2 separate regions of the Homo sapiens genome follow, and region 1 is linked to region 2. The links are chromatin loops, found by intact Hi-C in ENCODE. Cell type or tissue: sigmoid colon. All regions are shown on one strand. Each heading gives the region's core, and the rest is flanking DNA. Links, peaks and the distances in the headings are about the cores only.

Region 1 (7,934 bases), core at 1,689-5,688, 200 kb after region 2:
TGATAAATGTCCCTGAAGTCTTCACAATTTATATTCTTCTGCCTCGGCTCCAGCCGGTCCCTCCAATTGGGGTCCCTGACTTCCCACAACAGGAGACCAAGTATAGTTTGAGAAAGAACTTCACTCTTCACCCCAATGTACTCATTAAATTAGGATCTAGTGCTTTTTCCACTGGATAAAGCATTAGCAATGTTAAATTTTAAGCACTTTCTTATCTGCTTGGAATAAATAATAAATGGATTGTCAAACAAAAATTATTTCCACAAAAGATGGCCTCCTTTCTACATATCCTCCTTAAGCTTCTCATTTCTGGCCTTTTAGCTGATAAAGAACTGTCCATAATGTTCATTTCAGCCTAATTTAATGTGTCTAAATATATCTCAAAAATTTTAAAGCACTTTATGTATTATGAGTGACTGTCATCAGCTTCTTGCAGAAAGTTAGATATTTAAAGTTGCAATTATTTAGAAGCCAATAGCAACATTTATGAGTGTGTGTGTGTGTGTGTGTGTGTGTGTGTGTGATTTCTGTAAATGCAAACAAACAGAACAAGCAAAACAAATCCTGTCCTTGAGCTACATAAGACATCATCTTACTTGACCTTTAACTTTTCCCAAAAGGAAAAAGTTATGCATGAGGACATAGTCCTTTACACTTAAAGGCTCAGATGAAAGGATTTTTGTTCAACTGCAGTCTTTTAACTAGCAGGAAGGTGTTTGTGTATTTCTTTTGTTTTGCATTATTTTGTTGGGTTATATACCTGAGGCTATGACAATTCTCCATTCTTCAACATACAAATTATGTATTTCCTGTCAGTCTATCAATTATCATTCTATACCACTACAAGGCTGTCTCCTCAAATTCATAAAAGAAAGATGGCTTTGATTCCTCTTGATGTTGTTGTTTTTGAAGGATTGGTGAAAAACAATTAACTTTGTTTTCTGTAAGAATAATATAAAACTCATTAACTGGAAAGTATCATTTTGTGAATTACTCCAATACTTTGCATCAATGTTAGACTGTTCCAACTAGAAAATTCTAACATTTTGATTTATACTTACCCTTCAAACATTTACAGGATATATTTCATAGAATTTTAAACAAAGGAAATTTTAGTGTACATAATAATGTGATTCTAGACAAAGTAGGTCTCATATACAAAAGGGTGATCAGCACAGAATTTAGTGAAAATGTGACTCCCCTCCAAAATACACACTTTGCCACTGACTGATATTTTAATTTTAGCAATTAAGTGTAAAAGACGAAACTTTCAGAGTGTTCCATATCACTTTCCCCAACTTATGTATTCATTATGTTTTAGATATTTTATAATTATCCTACAATTTAATGCATATGATGTGGAAAAAGTACATTCTGCAAAATACAGATTAGTTTGTTTGATGTTTTGGTTCCCAGGAAGGATTCCAAAGATGTTTATTGAAAGCATTAATTATGTATATTAAAATAATTAGCATATTGATACTAAAACAAACATTTTTAGACAAATGTGTGTGAATTTTTTAAAATAGGTTGGCTTTCTAGGACACCATTTTAACTAGTTTAACTATAGTTCGGCGAGGCATTGTGTATGCCATACCATCTTTGTTTCCTGGTATAAGCCTAATATTTTTCTTGGACCTTTTCAACAGCTTTCAAACTGCATTTGCTGCCATCAGATTGCCCCCTATGTAATCCATTTTATTATTGATAAGACAAATATTCTTAAATATCAATGTGGTACCTTAAATATTTAGTTTAAATGCTATTTCTTTGATGTGTAATTTTCACATTTCTATAATCTCTCAAGAGGGGAAAATTCTCTTTTTACTATAAATTCTTGCATTTTTCTTTCTAACATTTCTAACATATACATTTTAATTATATATAAAATAGTAATATAACTATCAGCATCAATATAGTAATGATAGCTAATAGTTATTGAATAACTGCCTAATATGTGATAGGCTAATACCTTCACATATAGCTCATATTTAATATTCTAAGCCTTCTTATTAGATATGTGTTCTTGCTGATCTTTAAAGATGAGAACTTAAAAACTTATATGTAAGTCAAAGTCAAATCACTAGAAAGTGGTGGACATGGGTTCTAAATGTACATGAATTTACTTCAGCATTTGCCACCTTAATACCTATGCTCTATTTCTTGGAACTGAGGGAGAAATACCTAAATAAAAGGAATTTGAGAGTAAATTAGCTTTTCGATATAACTCTAGCAGAGCATAAGTATCCACAATGAATTTCACTACAACAAATCAGAGTTTAAAATATTTATAAAATAGAAACACACATAAAAAGTGGTGAAATATTTGCAGAATTTTAGTAAAATCTAATGAATTTACAAGTGTTTGCATAATCACATTCAAAGAGTGCTATTTTGGGTCTTTTGAGAAGGATTTTAGTACTTTCCTCTAGAATCCTTCTCTTAGCTTGGTCCTAATAATTTTTTCATGGATTTGGGTAAAGATGGTGTAAATTATTAGCAAATTTTCAGATAATATAAAACTAAGAGAATAGCAAAAATGACGAGTTATAGAACCAAGATGCTAAAAAGTCTTAACAGCATGAGGTAATTTTATTATAATATATTGTATGATAAATATAAGGTAGGGACAAATATAGTGTAAAGTTAATGTACCATAAATATTTGGGCATCTCAATTAAATTAGTTCTTTGTGAAACCTATTACCTAATTGTGTATTTGTAATTATGTATTTGTCTTTGTCAAGAAGACTCTGTAAAATCCTATAAGCTTATGAGAAACTTGGCTGTAAAATCATATAAGCTTATGAGAAACTTGGATCTGCCTCTATGTAAGACTCTACAAAATAGTTCTTGATTGATTTAAAGAGCTCATAAAACAAGTCCAAGATGGAAAAAAAGTTATTAGCATTTCTTGTTAAAAATTAATGACATGATTTGATGGTCTTTGAGGTGTGTCAGTGTGGCTGGGGTATAGTCCTCAATTATTTAGTTAAACACTAATCCATATGTTGCTTGGAAGGTATTTTGTACAAGTGATGTATTAGTCTGTCCTCACAGTGCTATAAGGAAATACTGAAACTGGGTAATTCACAAAGCAATAATGGACTCACAGTTCTGCCTGGCTGGAAAGGCCTCAGGAATCTTACAATCATGGTGAAAGGGTAAGAGGCATGTCTTACATGGTAACAGATAAGAGAGAATGAGTGTGTAGAAGGAACTGTCAAAGACTTTGTAAACCATCAGATCTTGTGGGAACTCACTCACTATCACAAGAAGAGCATGGAGGAAACCATCCCCATGATCCAATCACCTCCCACCAGCTCCTGCTCTCAACACGTGAGGATTATGAGGATTACAATTCAAAATGAGATTTGGGTGGGGACACAGAACCTAACCGTATCATGTAATTAAGTTTATAATCAGTTAAATTTAAGTAAGGGAGATTATCCTAAATAATTTTTGTGGGCCTGATTCAATCAGGTGAAAGCTGATTTATTTTTCATGAGAGAAAAATAAATTCCACATGTGGTCCACAGCTTTAGCCAGTACCTGGCAGTTCTAGACTACCCTTCTTGAAGATCTGCCCTTCTTGAAGACTTACCCTATGGATTTAGAAATTGCCTAGCCAGCTCCTATAATCAAGTAAGCTAATTCCTTGCAATTATCATACTATATATCTCCTACTGGTTCTGCTTCTTTGGTTGAATCTTGATAACAAGCATTAGTTAACAATTAGCTCAATGAGTGTCAACAATGAGATGTAGTTATTTCAAAAGTTAATTCGCTCTTGTGTTGCTGATGATAGAGTCAGTGAGAGCTCAGTGATGCATTATCAGATCACACTGGAGTGTAGATTATTAGCCTGCAGACTTAATTTCCCATGCTTCTGGAGAGACAAGTTAAAATAAAACATGCATTCTTAAAGAAGGATTGCTGAACCACTGATCTGAAAGAAGTGTGGATTCCAAGGCTTTACACAGATATCTTAGTGAGGTAAAATTTAGGACTAATCATTATCCCTAGCAGATATTCAATATGATAAGTTTATTCATGTAACAAGTGCAGATTGAATTATAATCTTACTTATCTGTGCAAGGCAGCTTTAATTAGAAGCACCATCAGGAGAAAGATTGTTGTAGTTGTAGAGAGTGAGGTTTCTGGATTTACACTAAGTGGGTGAGAAATTGTGTTTCATCAACTACTAGCTCTGTAATTGGAAAAATTTATTTTGTTTATTTTATTTAAAAGCATTTATAAGAGCTTACTATGCACTAGGACTTGTTTTAAATACTTTACAGTTATTGAGTCATTTGATATTTAGAAAAGAGGCAGGGTTTTTATTATACTCATTTATCAGTTAAAGAAACAGGTATTAACAAAAGGCACCATAGAGTACCAATTAAGCACATAGACACTTGAGGGTGATTACTTGGGTATGAAGCCTATCTCCACCACTTTCTACTGATGTGACTCAGATGATCTATTTAAGCTACCTGCATCCATTTCCTCAACTGTACCATGTGATAACAATAGTATTTGCCTCAAAGAGTTATGGTATAATTAAATTGGAAAACATGTCAAGAAATTAGAACGATGTCTAGCACATAGTAGGTGTTCACATTATGTTAAGTATTAACATTGTCACCATTATTAAGATCATTGTTAATATTATTGTTATTACAGATGGGGAATCCAAGTCTCCAAGAAAATTAGTCACTAAGCAGAGGTGAAAGGACCAATAAGTGAAACAAGCTGAAATTAAATCTCAGTTTATCTGTCCCCAGATCTTGGGCTTTTCCAATTATATCCTGCCTTTTTATGGAGGATCACTGGCCTCTCTCCATGGATGACAACTCATAGCTTGTCAACTTCACATTGTTAGATGCAATTAGAAGCGGAGTGACTCCAGGAGTCTGAAAAGCAAAGTAGATGAGTTCCAAGCATTGATCATGTCTTGCAACAGATGTCTTCATTATGTAATTCCAGAGCAACAGAATCATGTCACACACAAATTTTCCAATTCAGCTTATTCCAACATTAGCTTAGCCTCAATTTTGTACACACACCCAGTTGGCTTCCCATTTGCTGATCAATGCCATAATACAGATTATGAAGACAAAGTACTTTGAGTCATGAAGAGAGTAAAATGACAGTTTTGGAAACACAGTATGGATATCCTTAGTCTCAGCCTTGCTGAGTTCCTGTATGTCACATTGTTTTATCACTGTTTTAAAATCTGTTCAAAATGTTCACACAGTTTTATGATGATCACTTCCAGGTCCTGTTTGCCTGTTCCTTATTCTCCTGCCTATTTTTTTTTTACAATGACCTATGTCTTCATGTTGACAAAAGATGATAGTGTGATACATTTTTCACTTGCACATAACTACATCTGTGACTTTTTAAAAATAAGATTTTCTGTAAACATCTTCTGTTCACAGAGAAAATTGTCCTTCTGGGAACTGTAAAAATGGGAAAATAAATAGAAAATGTACCAAACAGAAACAGAATTAACACTAATCCGACCGCTTTGCAAAGTTTCAGCAACTTCAGACTTGATTTCAAAAACTTCCTACTTGATTTCAGAATGAAGTATTAATTATGTGACGAAGTGAATAAAACCCAAAGTATCCCTTTAGAGAAGTTTCCCAAGGCCATCACTTTCTCAGCTGAATACACTTCTAATGTCATCATCCAGGGAAATGAGAGTTTCAGCATAAGCATTGTGCCCCCTGGAATCACAGTTATTAAGTCTGCCCTTCTCCTGTAGGAACTCCCTACTTCACCATGTTCTTTCTCTCCAGCAATCATGCAATGTTATTAAACTACAAGCAAATCTCAAATTACAAATACAAATTATCCAGCTACAAGCATTCTCTCTCACAGTATTCAGTTCAGGTTGGCACATTTCCACACATAATAGAAAGAATGTTGGAAGAAAATCAAAAGAGCTTGGCAAAAGTCCCAGTGCTAGCACTTTCCAGTTCTGTGACCTTGGGCAAGTCATTTGGTCTCACTGGTTTACAGTTTCCACATCTTTAAAACAGAAGATGATAATCCCCTCTGTGGCCGGTGTGAGGATCAAGTACAATATCTGTGTTTAAGCAATTTGGAACTTAATTCCATATAAAACAGAGGTATCATTTCAGTTGGCTTCCTTCCTCCTTTAGTTTCAAAACCCAAGAAAGCACAGTAAAATTTTAGAGTATACAATGAATGAATATATGAAGGGATGATTTGGGGTTAAATTTTGTTGTTGTTGTTTTTGTAGGTTAATTAACTGATCTATATATTTAACCAATAACTATTGAGCACCTACTGTGTCATCCCTACAATAATACTGGACCCAGAGAAGGCAGAAGGTCTCAGAAATAAGTAAGTTAACCATGCCAGTTTTCAGTGTACTTACTGTGTGCCATGGTAGGATGCACAGAATGGAATAGGATGCAACTAAAACATAATTGATTTGGATGGAGAAAATGAGGAAAGAAAGAAATAAGTGAGAATAATGAGACTGGACAAGTTAGTTGGGGCTTGGATCACTTTATAAAACACTTTATTCTTTTAATAAATTTTTTATGCTGATGTTCAGAATGTAAATATATTTGAAAAATCATTCTCTTCTGAGTTCCCCAATGATCACAATGCACTTAGGAGACTATGTAATATGTTTTATGTAATGCATCTGCCAAGAATCAACAAGCTAGTTTGTTGGAAGACATCTTTACTATTTAATGTCCTCAAAATTTGGAATTCCTTGCTTTATACTGTGAGCACAATTGCACAATTGGTATGACTATTACTTTCCAATTAGTCCAACTGAGATAAAGGTTTTATTGTTTTGCCAGGCTCATTAAATATAGATCTCCATATCTAACTTCTCACAGGGCTAGAACTTTGTTGTGGTCACTATAGCTACTTCCTGCCAGCTGCAGATAATCTGCAAGATCACATTTACATTTATTTTATACCACACCAAAATTTACAAATGCTGTATGTTTCTCCCAATAAGGAGGGCTGCCTTAGTTTTTATTCCAATATTTGGATTAGTTTACCATTTACTCACTTGACAGTAATTTTCTATTTACTCATTATTTTCATTGCTTCTATGTAACTTCTTCAAAATCAGAAGGTTGTTTCCGAACACTACCCACTCCCAAGTCCTTATTAATGAACACCTCATCTTCCAAGTTACTGTTCCAAGCATTTCAGGTTCTAAGCTCAGATAATGGTTAAAACCCCCAACTCGCAGAACCAGGAGAGACCCATCAAATTCTTCACAATGCACCTTTACCTCTGAGGCACTTGGAAGTTGCAGGTTGGTTAGGTGGGGTTCTCCCCACTCCTCCGGTTCTACGCAACCACATTTTTATATTATCTAACAATTGCTCCAACTGCAGGGAGATCAGAGTGTGCTAATTTGGATGTCATATAGCCAGGGATTCTGTAGTTCACCCTGAGGTCTGAACCAGATCTGTGACAGATGAACATCTCTCAATTAGAACAGCTCTGCCAGGTCCACAGCTGACCCGCTCCCACATGACTGGAGAGATATGAACTCTCCTTTGTTGCATTTCTACCCTCCTCTAGGGAAGTGGTCAGAAAACTTTTTAACATACGAACAATATCTAGTTTTTTTAATAGAAAACTTTTTCTGGTCCTGTACGTAGTAAATAATTTACATTTTGTAAGCCAATCCCCGTCACAATTATCCAACTCTGCTGTTGCACAAAATCACTCATAGACAATACCTAAACGTGAACTTCAGCAACGTGTCCAAGACCTCACAAGTAGTGAGTGACTGTGGCAGGATGAGAATCTACTGCTAATATTGAGTAATAATCACTTTACTGAATTATTTTGCTCAATATATATGAATTGAGGACCTGCTTGTGCCAAGAACTCTTCTGGACACAGATAAACCTCATCATA
Region 2 (7,934 bases), core at 1,797-5,796:
ACCAAAGTCAGTGGTCAGAGAAGACATATTTTGCAGGAATAGATCTGCCGTTGTATCAATGCTTGGATCATCTCAAGAGAAGCATGATCTTGGCATAAACACTGGTAGATTCAGAGAACAGAAACAGGGCTATGAATCAACTATTTTTTCTGCAGCAGAAAGTCTCTATGTTGTATTTTCATGACTTCCATAGAAAACATAAACGTTTGTGCTGGGTTTTCAGAAGCTATAGCAGGTGGAATGTGAAATGGGAAGCTGTCAAAGTGCAAATGCATGGACATGTGAAGCAGAGTTATGATTAGGAAGTATAAGTAGAGCCAGTATTAGTGATGTGTAACTTTTGAGTGGGATTAGAAGTGAAGGAGATTAAGTCAGAGGCTCAGCTAGAGGCAAGATAATCATGGAGAGTGGAAATACAATGTGAAATGAACACTTGAGCAATTACTTATTTCTGGAGCAAAATCTTTGTGAAACTTGGTTTTGCTAAGTGTATAAAGACATATCTTTAATTAAGCTACCATAAATACTCAATAACTAGGGCTCTCACATTTGCTTGAATAGTTTTTGCATTGTTTGAGGTTGTCTAGCTGAGGAGGTAAAGGAAACTGAGATTGGTTCAAGCCGTATGACATGGTGCAAGGCTACACCTACCTGGAAGGAAGGATGCACAAAGATGCCATCCACTTAAGAAAGCCCTATGCTTGCTCAGAGAGTGTCATTTTTCTTTTTGTCACTGGAAACACAGCATTAGGCTAGTAATGAATTATTACCATCACTTATTAAAGTTCTTTCCATAGAATATACTTGAGTTTGGAATTCTTTGATATATGTCTCCTCCTCCTCCGCCTCCTCCTCCTTCTCCTCCTCTTCCTCCTTCTGTTCTTCTTCCTCCTCCTCCTCCTCCTTCTCCTGCTCCTCAATACTAGGGCTTTAAAGTATAGTACAAATTCCAGAGAGTCAGGATCACGTAATATACAGATGAGTGACCATCAGAATGACTTCAGACAGATCTACATAGGATGTATGAGTTTCTGAATTTAAAAATGTGAAAATGTATTATCTTGTGTCACAAGTTGAGCCATCACATCAATGCTTCTGGAATTTAACTCACTGAAGATAAGGTACATGGTCTATAATTTAGTCATTTCAATGACAACACAAGATTTTCAGACCTTTCTGTTGCTACTACATTTATACAGAGTACTTTTTCCACCTTTATAAAGATAATCATCACTATAATATTCTATGATATAGTTAACTGTATTTAATGTATTTTCCAAGATGATGGATAAATAATCAAGCTTTTTAAAAATTCTATAGCTGTATTACCATTTTAAAATAAATATAAACTACTCTTTATCACCACTGATGTCTCAAGACTAGCAGATAAAAGATTGGCTATAATGTATTATATGACATCATAATATTTATTTCCTAAAATGTTACTACCAAAGTAGATACAAATATTATGCATCATATTATTTTGGTGTCTTTTTTGTGGTACTCCTGCCTGTGAAAAGATCACATATTCCCACTCTGCTGTAATGTATCACGGCCATGAGACTTAGTTTGGTGTATGTCAGTGCCAAGTAGAATATTATTTTTAAATGCCAAATCTTGGTTTAAAATATCCCTGTCCTGTGATATAGTGATTGACAATACTCCAAATGGAAACTGCTTTATTAAAATGGATCCCAGAGTAAGTACCTGTGAAATAGGGTCTCAGTTGGTATATAACGTGATGAAAAAATAAAAAGAATTTAGCTTATACTCAAATTTAAATACTTAAAAATATCTATTTTCAACATGGGCAAAATCACCAAACAAAATATCCTAATTTGTAATGAAAATTGACCAAAAAGTATTGGTCAGGATTCCATCTTGATAGAGTTGCACCAACCCAGAGAAAGTATATATTGATTATAATAGATTTTGCCTCAAAGTAGTAGAAAATGTGTCTAACTCTAGCTCACACTTCAACTCTTAACAGCTGTGTTGCAGTTATCTGCAACACATGGCTAGCTAGCAATTAATGGTTTGGACAAAGAGTCTACATTTACTCTAGTAGTGTTTAAAATATTTGAGTGCACAAACCTTATCAGAACTATCACAGTTATACCTTATCACCCTCAAGCAAGTGGCTAGTCTGAGGCAATGGTATTGACTATGAAAGATGCCCTACCGTGATGGTTAGAGAAGACTACTGACAGGATTTTCAGATTTCTTTTTGTTGAACCTGTTATCCTACGTTGAAAAGCATGAGTGGAATATGCTGACTAATACATAGCTCAGTGTCTCAAAAAATGCTGGTTTAAACTTTAGCCAGATTTAAGGGAAAAAATAGTGCCTATTTGCTCATTGCTTTTTCTGTGTCAACATTGTTAGTTGGTCGTTAAAAGATATCCTGGAGTGAAAACAAGTAAGTTCACAACCACTAACTTAATAGTCATGATCAAGAGTGCAAATTAGCTAGGGTAAAGTTCCAATGTTCCTCACTACAAAAGCTCTAGAAGAAAAATAAAAATACCCATATATCGAATGGAAAGTAAGCTGTATAAATAACATTTTACCATAGGGAAAGGCATTTGTGAAACCGTGCTTACTGCAAAAGCCTAGAATATTTGTTGACAAAATAAATAGCTGACTAATAGTTTTTGAATAAAGAAAATTAATGTCCTTGAAGAAAGAATATTACTTCTTTTTCAGGGTGGATATCCTCCTCCACTGAATGCAAACTATTAAGTAATGAAAAGACAGCACTCCAAGCAATATAGATTTATAGGCCAACCTGGCAATCAAGGGTAACTGACATGAAAATGGATTGCTTCACATTTTAATTACAAAGGTATTAGCCCCATATAATGTTTCTTACAACAGAAGGTCTATTAATGGTTTTTCCATCTTACTGATTAACCATATTACCTTCTAGATACTCTTCAGTACCATAAATTGAAGAAAACACTAACTTTTTGTGGCTACTGTAATTGTCAAAGTATAATTACCTGTGTTTTCTCACCTACGTATTTGAGATAGAGACAAAACCAAGTAAGTTAATCCACTTATAATAAAAATGTCTTCTGAGAATATATTTGTGCTACCTTTTCTGAGGATAACTGTGGTTCAATATTGGTGATTGGGGTTCTTAAATTTTCTTTAATTTCATATGATATTTTAATAAAAAGCTAGCTTAGTTTTGAAAGTAAAACATTATTGTCCGTGAGACTTCCTTTTTCCTTCTCTGTATTTTAAAAGTTCATCTATATATTCAGTTTACTACTGTTACTACTTTAAACATGGACTGTCCTCACCCCTATTATAGAAGAGATCTTAGAAATAGTGACCTTTAGTTGTATTTTTAAATGACCTGTGTCTTTTCTAAAACTGAACTCTCATATGAGTTCTTTCTGTAAATGGATGGCAAGTTAAGTTTAGCAATTTAGTCATGAATTCAGACATAAAATAATTGTTTCATAAATTTCATTATGCTGTGGCATCAAACCAATAAATACAGCCCACACAAGACGTTTTAAGTCACTTACTAAAGACTAGACTTTTCAACTCTATGGCCTTAAAATTGATGGCCTCAATTCTCCACTTGCCTTGTAACCCTGATGGAGCTGATACAAGCATGATCCTCCTCGATAGTAGAAGTGCTATGCTTAAATTAAGTCCTGTGATGGTGCAGAACAAGTCATATATTTAAGTGAAACTGTTTCTCGGGTGAATAAGATACCTTGACATGTCAATGGAATATGAAACTCAATTTCACAAGATTTTTCTAGTGCCAAAAGAGATTTAAGTAGAGCTATCATTTTTAGTCTTAACAGAAAGAATAAGTCTTCCTCTATAGACCTCTGCATTCCTTGCTTCTAAAATTTAATTTTATCATTCCTTATAAAGCCCATTATTCTTTAGGCCTTCATGAAAGCAAAATTATATTTCATCATTGATTTGTTTCCTGTTTCCACTTTTAGAAACTCTTTATTACTTCCAATCATTCCACTGTTCATCCCTCCACCAAATTTAAGGTTCTCTTAAACTAACCAGACAGTTTTCGTAGACCTGAGTTCATTAAAGGAAAAAAAATGGAGGCTTACAGCATTTTTAAACTTATGTTATCTTAAGAAGGCTAATAAATAATTCTACAATCAGTGAAACACATGTTAGAAACATGCCCAGCTGAGTAAAATTGAGACCATTTTCCCTCAAAAATAGCATCAAAATCCCAAGAGGACTCAAAAAATTGAGAAAAAAAAAAGCCACAAATCAGTTTCTAAAAAGTTCTGAGTAGGTAATGAGAGTTTTTCTGCAGTAAGAATTTTAAAATGAATTGAAATTTTTCTTTAATTATTCCAAAATCATTGTGTTATTGTGTCATCATTGTTTATTTCCTAAAGAGTGATTATTTCATGAAGTATTATATAGTGCTTCAAACTTTTAAGTACCTTTTATTCCCAATCTTCTGTGATAACTCTCAAGTGTCTTTAGCTAAGAGCCATTCTTCCACTTATTACACCAGACATTGGTTCATTTGCCCAAATCAAACTTCAGATGTTCTCTGCTTATTTTTAATCAAAATTGGAATCAACATGCCTTCCCCAAAAGTGCTCACTAATCAACCTGCAAGTAATCAAATTAATATGTATACAAACTATCAGATATTCTTTAAGTAGAAAGAAACTAGTGCAATTTCAATGCACTAAAGAGAGCAGAAAAATATTTCACAGTAGAGAAGAGTGGAGAGCGTATGTATATGATTTTTTAAACTGAATTCCCTTCATTAATTAGCATATATTAAGGAACCTCACATTACTTTAGAGCATTACCATTTGGGGCAATGAGTTCATGGGCTGATGTTATGCCACTGCACATCACTGCATCTTATTTCTTTTTAATTTCTTTGATAACTAACATTTTTATAAATTCAAGATGTTTTAATTGTAGGATATACATGCCAATAATGTGATAATAAAGGTTCAAGGGAAATAAAAATGGTGGAGCTGATCCTGGTGGTGTTAGTGTAATTATCAAGTAGAAGAGGTGGTGTTTTTTTATAGTTCAATTAAAGTTTGATCTCTCATTACCTTTAATTACATCTGCCTTTTCTAGTGTGTCTTTTTATCCTGGAAGCACTTTGAGAGAGAAAAAGAAATCATTGAATAATATTCATCTGTAATTCCATGAATTCTCATTGTTGTTTTCACAGTATATCACCCAAGCCAGCACTAGCTTTAGATCAGTCATTGCCGAGAGGTCCATGCACAGATTAAATCTCTTGTTCAGCTAGATATTCAAACTTCACTGCTATTTCTGATGTATGTTGACAAATAGAAGAACACAGTCATATTTTGTTTTACTGTGCTTTGCTTTAGTTCACCTCATAGATACAGTGTTTTGTTTGTTTGTTTGTTTTGTTTTATTTTCAGATTGAAGCTTTGTGGCAACTCTGTGAACAGCAAGTCTGTCAGTGCCATTTTTCCAATAGCATGTGCCTACTATGTGTCTGTGTATGTCATTTTGTTAATTTCTGCAACATTTCAAACTTTTGTATTATTATTATATTTGTTATGGTGATTTGCGATCAGTGGTTTTTGATGTTATTACTGTATTTGTTTTGGGACACCACAAACCACATCCATACAAGACAGCAAATTTAGTCAATAATTATGTATATTCTGACTGCTCCATCTACAGGATGTTCACTGATCTCTCTTTCCCTTCTTAGGCCTCCCTAATTCCTGAGACACAACAATATTGAAATTAGCCCAATTAATAACCTATAATGTCCTTTAAGTTTTCAAGTGAAAGAGTCACATGTATCTCATCTTAAATAAAAATCCAGTAATGATTAAGCTTAGTGAGAAGGATGTGTTGAAAGCCGAGATAGTTCGAAAGCAAGGCCTCTTGCACCATTTAGCCAAGTTGTGAATGCAAAGGGAAAGTTCTTGAAGAAAATTTAAAATGCTACTCCAGTGAACACATAAGTGATAAGAAAAATAAACAGCCTTATTGCTGATATGGGGAAAGTTTGAGTGGTCTGGATAGAAGATCAAACCAGCCACAAAATTCCCTTAAGCTATAGCCTAATCCAGAGCAAAGCCTGGTGAGAAAGCTACAGAAGAAAAGTTTGAAGCTAACAAAAGATTGGTTCATGAGGTTTCGGGAATAAAGCCATCTCCAGAGCTTATAACTGCAGGGTGAAGCAGCAAGTGCTGATGTAGAAGCTCAGCAAGTTATCCAGAAAATCTAACTAAGGAAATTGATGAAAGTGGCCACACTAAACAGGTTTTCAATGAAGATGAAACAGCCTTATATTTGAAGTATTGGAAAAAGATGCCATCTCAGACTTTCATATCTATAGAGAAGTCAGTGGCTTGCTTCAAAGCTTCAAAGGACAGCTTGAACTTGTTGGGGCTAACACAGTTGGTGACTTCAAGTTCAAACCAAAGCTCATTGACTATTCCACAAATCTTGGGGCCCTTAAGAACTATGCTAAATCAATTCTCTCTGTGCTTCATAAATAGAATAAGAAAGCCTGGATGACAGCACATCCATTTACAGCATGGTTTACTGAATATTTTAAGCCCACTGTTGACATCTACTGCTCAGAAAAAAAAAAAGTTCCTTTCTCAAAATATTACTGCTCATTGACAATGCACCTGGTCATCCAATTGCTCCGATGGGGATGTACAAAGATATTAATCTTGTTTTCATGCCTGTTAACATCCATTCTGCAGCCCACAGTTAGAGGAGCAATTTTGCCTTTCTAGGATTATTGAAGAAGTATGTTTTGTAAGCCTATGGCAGCCGTGAATAGGGATTACTCTGGTGGGTCTGGGCAAAATACATTGAAACCCTCTGGAAAATATTCACCATTCTAAATGCCATTAAGAACATTCATGATTCATGAAAGGAGGTCAAAATACCAACAGTAACAGGAGTTTGAACGATGTTGAGTCTAACCCTCAGGGATGACTTTGAAGGCTGTAGGACTATAGTGGAGGAAGTAAGTGTGATGTGTTAGAAATACTAAGAGCATAGCTGGGTGTGGTGGCTTACACCTGTAAATCCAGCACTTTGGGAGGCTGAGGTGGGTGGATTATGAGGTCAAGAGATCGAGACCATCCTGGCCAATATGGTGAAACCCTGTCTCTACTAAAAATACAAAAATCAGCTGGGCATGGTGGAACTTGCCTGTAGTCCCAACTACTCTAGAGGCTGAGGCAGGACAACCTCTTGAACCCTGGAGGCGGTTGCAGTAAGCCGAGATCACGCCACTTCACTCCAGCCTGGGAGACAGAGTGAGACTCTGTCTCCAAACAAACAAACAAACAAACAAACAAAACAAAGAGTAAAAATACTAGAAGTGGAGCCTGAAGCTGTGACTCAATTGCTACAATCTTGGGACTAAACTTGAACAAATGAGGAGTTGCGTCTTATGGATGAGCAAAGAGGGTGGTTTCTTGAGAAGAAATCTACTCTTGGTGAAGACATTATGAACAATGTTGAAACGATCACACAGGATTTAGAATATTACATACACTTAGTTGATAAGGAAGTGGCAGTGTTTGAGACGATATACTGCAATTTTAAAAGAAGTTCTACCTTGGGTAAAATACTATCAAATAGTATTGCATGCTTCAGAGAAATCTCACGTGAAAGAAAGAGCCAATCCATGCAGCAAACTTCATTGTTCTTTCATTTACAAAAATACCACAGTCACCCCAAGCTTCAACAACCACCTTCCTGCTCAGTCAGCAGCCATTAACATCAAGGCAAGACCCTCAAATAGCAGAAAGATCACAGCTCATTGAAGGTTCTGATGATTGTTAGTACTTTTTAGCAATAAAATACTTTAACTTAAGGTATATACATTGGTATTTTAGACATAATGCTACTGCATGCTTTTGTATGCACTGAGAAATGAAAAATTT

What was found. Peaks named below come from ENCODE experiments on the same cell type or tissue, not always from the same donor. Only the 100,000 strongest peaks of a DNase experiment are listed, where the experiment ranks them.
Region 1: it touches region 2 in a loop (8-fold over the local background); 2 of 110 quality-filtered maps call a loop at or near these places.

Annotation. Positions count from the first base shown.
Region 1 is chr5:104,538,631-104,546,564 of GRCh38, reverse strand. No RefSeq gene overlaps it. Among named protein-coding and RNA genes, the nearest start is that of NIHCOLE, 460 kb to the right of the region's middle. In sigmoid colon, for the core only: no CTCF peak of the experiment used is centred there; no DNase peak of the experiment used is centred there.
Region 2 is chr5:104,734,408-104,742,341 of GRCh38, reverse strand. All of the region lies in intron 2 of LOC105379109 (a long non-coding RNA gene), which reads left to right. Among named protein-coding and RNA genes, the nearest start is that of NIHCOLE, 660 kb to the right of the region's middle. In sigmoid colon, for the core only: no CTCF peak of the experiment used is centred there; no DNase peak of the experiment used is centred there.